2 separate regions of the Homo sapiens genome follow, and region 2 is linked to region 1. Evidence: read pairs that join two places in POLR2A ChIA-PET (ENCODE). Cell type or tissue: GM12878. All regions are shown on one strand. Links, peaks and the distances in the headings refer to the core of each region. The heading gives the core; the rest is flanking DNA.

Region 1 (2,925 bases), core at 247-2,746:
TATTTCCATTTAAGCTCCCTAAACATTTGAGAAGTATGCATCCATCACTTGTAGTACATAGATGAAGAAACTGATGCTCACGGAAACTAAGTAACTTGCTTAAGATGACACAAAAGAGGGAAGAAAAACCAGAATTCAGATCTGGGTTTGTCTGATTCCAGAGCACACGCTGATTTTTCTACATTGGGTTGCCACCTGGAAGTAATCTCTTAGTATTGAGAACCTTCCCCCAGAAAACAAGCATGTCACCTGAGCCCAACTAACCCAAAAGTATTCACCATCATTCTCCAAACACTTTTTTCCTGGCTTTCCCATTATTTTAACAAGTTATGTGAGTGGAAGAATAGAACAAATCACATCCTTTCTTTACAAAGGAATTTAGAGAACAAAACCCATCATTAATATTTCCCTCTTTCATCATCAACTTTCCTGTAATTCAGATAAGCAAAAACTCAGCCACCTAGATTTTTATAGCCGCATTGGCAAGAGTGTGAAGGATTCCAGCAGCAAACATACACGCAAGGTCAGGAAGTGCCAAAGCCACCAAGAGTACATGTGACTTCGGGGGTTGGGGGCGGGTGCGCCTGCCCACCCACCACAAATCTTAGCCATCTGGGCTGTGGAGAAAAAAAGGGAGGGGAGACATTTTGTGGCATTGCTCTGCACTTCCTCAGCTGTCCCTAACGGCAGCTCCAGATTAAAAAAAAAAAAAAAAAAAAAAAAAAAAGGGCTAGACTGGCATATCTGATTTTAAAAATATGTCCACAAATGAATATATAATAAGTTTAAAATATGGGGGGACTGGAAGGAAATACATCAAAAGATTAATAAAAGTTATCTCTGGATAGTGAGATGATCCATTTGCGAGCTCTGTGTTTTTCTAATTCTTCCAAAATTATCAGAAAAATATTATTTTTATATGAAAATAGTTCTATGTAACTATATGTAGTATATTATTTTAAATATTTCCGTTTTCAAACTTAAAAAAAACAGTTGCATCTAGAGGGTGGTAGCCTGACTATTTAGAATAACTGCCCTCCGTTAGGTCTCAGATAATTGAAGTAATACTCAGGTTTTAACGACTACCCACACAAACCACTTTGGATGTGCCCAAATTGCCTTGTTCTTGGTGGGTATCCAATGGGTCAGAAGATCTATTTAACTGGGTGCTTTGAATTGTTTGTGCCAGAAGTTTTCTTTTAGCTGGGGTCTCTTTCCTGTTTCATCATCAATTTTTAAGTTCCTAAAATACATCCAGTAAATTTACCAGTTTCCTTCATCTATGGTGCTGAAACTTAATAAATTGCTCTTTTTTCAGCTGGAATGTCACGATGTCCAGTTTATTCATTCATGGCCTTACCTGTGTGTCTCTGACAATATTACTACTTTGGCTTTCACAAGATTCATATTCCTGAACTATGGCTTATGGCTCAAATCCAGCAGCTCTCACACAGGGCACCTCCTTGAGTATTCATGGCAATTACTGATGCTTAAAGATGAAAGTCTTGGACCACAGCGTGCCATTTAATGTACTTCTGACCTTGCAGATCTGTGTGTGCTTAACTTCTCCACGTGGATCTCGCATCCTCCCAGGGTGCTACGCCGAATAAGAGATTATACATCAGGGGAATCACTTTGCAGTCACCGAGACAGTGTTTTGAAAACGAAGGAAGAATGCAAATGTGTAGAAACTACTGAAGAGATTTTACCAGCAGGTAGTTTATAAACTCAAAACCAGGAATATTGCCTCTAAGGATTGCAGCTTGACCAATTTTTTAAAGTGTATCTTTGTTATTTTTTTGTGATACTCTCTACCAACATTTAGCTTTCTTTCTTTCTTTCTTTCTTTCTTTCTTTTTTTTTAAATAGCTGGGTTACACATACCTAGAATCACAGAACAGTGGATCTGGAAGGGAAATTAGGGATCCTCAACTTCAACCTGTTCATGTTAAAGATTAGGAAAGCTGTGGATGTGAGGGGTCAGGTGATGTGATGGAGGCCTCACAGAATGAGTGGCAGAGAGGGCCCCAGAAATAGCTTACTCTGTTTTCCTATCATTTGTAGGTAGCAAAGTATATAATTACCACTTTTGTCATTAGACAGTTGTTACATAAAAGAGTAGTCTTGCAGGTAAAAATAATTCTAATAAGATATTCACTTACAATTAAATAATTCTAACAGTGTGAAGGTTCACTTATGATTTTTTTAAAAATTATCATGAAATAACAAACATGTAGCCATGTTGAGGTGGGAGAAAAGGGGTCCTTACGTCTAAACAGCAAGAGAAAAAACACACAAGAAGAGCCAATCTGTCACCACGAGAGCTGCACTGAGTCCTTCAATCTTGAGAATAAACATGGATAGAAGTTCCCTCTGAAAATGCAGTTATAGTGCTAAATGAATGACTTAAAGACACATCTTTCCTCTTTGTTTTGTGCCATGATCTGAGTGCCTTGAGAACTAGCTTTCATCCGGGCACGGTATGACATCATCTGATAAGTGTGATGCTCTATAGTCGTTGCCGGAATGGGCTAGGGTACAAAACAGAGAAACACACAGGCAGGAAGGAAGGCAGAGACCAGCGCTAATTTAAACATTCTATCCTGAATATTTCAGTTGCTCCATAAATGTTTAATACTTGGTGCCATATTACAGGATGTTCATAAGCACGCAGATATATAGATGAAAAGTAAAATAACATAAGCAAAACAAAGCTCATTCTCAAGAGGTGAGGATGGCTATGCTTTCTGTTGCTGGAGTCCCTTTACAACCACATCTCTTAGTGCAGCTGAAGACTTCCAGCATCAGAGACGATTTCTGGATTATGAGAACCTCTACTTTAGCCTTATCCCTCTATACTCAGAGCCACAGTGGCCTATCTGGCCTTCCCCCTCTGCCTATGACCCTGAGACCTTTGACTGGCAC
Region 2 (2,925 bases), core at 97-2,596, 50 kb after region 1:
CAAAACCATACAACGGGTCCTCAATATCTAAATGAGGTTCTTGCTGCTCCACACCCCTTCACTAATCTCACAATAAAGACTCTCTCCTGAGACCTTATGCTACCTGAAGAAGAAATACTGTTGCTTCTCCTCCAAAACTTGTGAAATATAAAATTATTCAGAAACCATTTTCACCCCACCAAAGTTCCACAGTGCTGCAACTGATTCCTGTTTCCTCTATTAACCTATCTTCTCTTTACACATTATTGAGACATTGGCTTTTTTAAGCACTAAAGACCAAATATAATATCCAAGTGGCAATTATATCACCAAATACAATGTAAGAATTGTATTAGGTTGGCACAAAAGTTACTGCTGTTTTTGCCATTAAAAGTAATACTGGTATTAGGTTGGTGCAAAAGTATTGTCGTTTTTGCCATTACTTTTAATGGCAAAAACCACAATTATTTTTGCACCATCCTAATATTTAATACAAATAATGCCATTCTAAGCATACATAAAAACCAATAAATCAAATGTAGAATGTGGAGCACAAAGACATGTGTTTCTAACTTCATTCCTCTATGAATGTTTCTTTTAGGTCATAAAATGTTCTATGAAAGCAAGACCATGGGAAGAACTGGCACATGTGTTTGGGAAGAGGAAAAGGTTATTGAGTGCCTACTATGTGTCAGGCACTGAGCTGAATGCTTCCACATATTAATGTTTTATACTTGAGTTTTCATTAACAGCTCTAATCTGTACTATTAATAAAAGATAAAGAAATCCAGGCTCACAGGGTAAGTTGATTATCTTCACATGACTGGAACAGAGCAAAACCAGACTAGGAATCCAGCTCAGGCAGTCCTGCTCCAAAGTCCTTTTCATTATACTCTTTCCACTTATAAAAATGCTCAATTACACTCCCAGATACAGTGGAAATGCCAAAGCCTCTAAGCTTTTTCCAAACCCACATCTTGTGCCCATTCAGGTCCCCACTCTGCCTGGACAGCATTAATTCCTAAATAGTCTACACTCTCACCATCCCCACTTGCACCTCAATGTTAAGAGTTTTGCCATTCTGTGTGATTTTTAGAGCAGTGGTTTTACCCCCACAGAAGACACAGGAAAAACTGGAGACATTTTCAGCTGTCACAACTTAGGGGTGCTGCTGCTTTGTAGTTGGATGAGGCCAGGGAGGCTGCTATATATCTTGCAATGCACAGTACAGCCCCCACAACAAAGAATTATCCAGCCCCATATCTCAGGAGTGCTGAGGCTGAGAAACCCTGCCTTACAGTGATAATGTGATTTAATAAATGTTCTTCCTCCCCAGTAAAATGAGACCATAACCACCATGAGGAATAACTGAGACAATATACATAAAAACCTCTGGTGCACAGTGAACACTCAGTCCTAATTAGATAATCTGATTACGCACTTCTTAAGAGTAGGAACCTCCTCAGTTAGCTCTGCATTATTCCCATACAAAGCACAGGGCTTTTTTCATGGGCACTCAACAAATGTGAAAGAATGTATTCTTTATGTTAGAAATTCTTGATTAAAAAACAAACGCCACTATTATCTATAAAACACACCATTCTCCCATACTCACTCCTTGCCAAACAATAAGTGAATAGTATAATACATGATTCATTGCAGCAGGCTATGAAAAGCTACAGTGCATCCAGGATAATGTTATAGAATCACCTCCATAAATAAACTATTAATAAACTTGCTATTGAAATGTTTTATCTTATTTTAACAGAAGGTTAATGAAGAGATCGTGATATACAGATTTGAGAAAATCTCCACCCAACAGGCCAAGATTTTGCTATATAAGGTCAGTTTTGACAATATTGATTCTCAGGTCTTGAGTTAAATTATTCAGCTTTAAACTGTAATCATAAGCATATCAAATAAAAACACTGAAAGTCAAATCTTTGAATAAGCCAAAACAGGCGGGTATCACATCTCAGGGCAAGATCTTTGATTTTTGCTTTTCTCAGTTTATGTAAGTTTGAGTCAGCATGGAAATCCTAAAATAAATGATTACAAAAAGTATAGGATTAGCATTCACTCAAGTGACCTATAACAGGATAACATACAATCATTTTTGCAGTTTCTGGAGGTGCGGTCCCAGGACCTTGAACAACAGAATGAGCATTTATACTTATTAAATGTTCAAAGAGGATACCCCAGACCCACTGAATCAAAATTTCAGAAGTTGGAGCCGGGAAATCTACATTTTAAATCCTTTCCCAAATATTCATTTTACATACTAAAGTTTGAGGACCTCTGCCAGGAGACCAGACCCCAGAAAATTGCTTTGCCTCATTTTGTAAATTTCTAGCATAGTCTTGCTTCTGCAGACTACTGGTAATTCATTAAACATAAGATCCACATCCCCATCCCATTATAAAAAAAAAAAAATAGGTAGAGGATTTTGTTTATTGCTTTTGTGCAAATATATTTTTCTAAAGTACAAAGATTAACATTTTATGAAAATGCTAAAAAAAATTTAAAACTGGGAACAAATATAGAAAGAATTATCAAGGAAAACATAGCTCAATTCTGGGCCCCAGAAGTGTCAACATTTACTGTGTGCCAGACTAGGGATAGTGATGGCCTAGACAGACTAGGTCTCTGACTTAATTTTCCCTTGACTTATGTATTTAAATTGCTAAATACAGACATAAACAAGGAAGTAAGATAATTCAGAGAGTGGCAATACCATAAAAACAATAAAGCAGGTTAATGTAATAAAGAAAGTCTATGGCAGAGGGAAGCAGAGGCAGTGGCTAGCTGTAATAGACACAGGGATGAAAAGTGGCTTCCTTGAGAAGGTAACATTTGAGCTGAGACCTGAAGGAGAAGGAGCCAGCCATGAGAGGGCTGGGGGAAAGTGTTCTAAGTAGAGGGAACTATGACTTTAAAGACCCTGAA

The links. Peaks named below come from ENCODE experiments on the same cell type or tissue, not always from the same donor. Only the 100,000 strongest peaks of a DNase experiment are listed, where the experiment ranks them.
Region 2: POLR2A ChIA-PET joins it to region 1 with 7 read pairs; 5 of 35 experiments call an interaction of 5 or more read pairs at or near these places.

Annotation. Positions count from the first base shown.
Region 1 is chr3:171,311,415-171,314,339 of GRCh38, forward strand. The region is part of intron 2 of TNIK (TRAF2 and NCK interacting kinase); the gene reads right to left. Among named protein-coding and RNA genes, the nearest start is that of TNIK, 150 kb to the right of the region's middle. In GM12878, for the core only: no CTCF peak of the experiment used is centred there; no DNase peak of the experiment used is centred there; H3K27ac peaks cover 677 bases.
Region 2 is chr3:171,361,966-171,364,890 of GRCh38, forward strand. The region is part of intron 2 of TNIK (TRAF2 and NCK interacting kinase); the gene reads right to left. Among named protein-coding and RNA genes, the nearest start is that of TNIK, 97 kb to the right of the region's middle. In GM12878, for the core only: no CTCF peak of the experiment used is centred there; no DNase peak of the experiment used is centred there.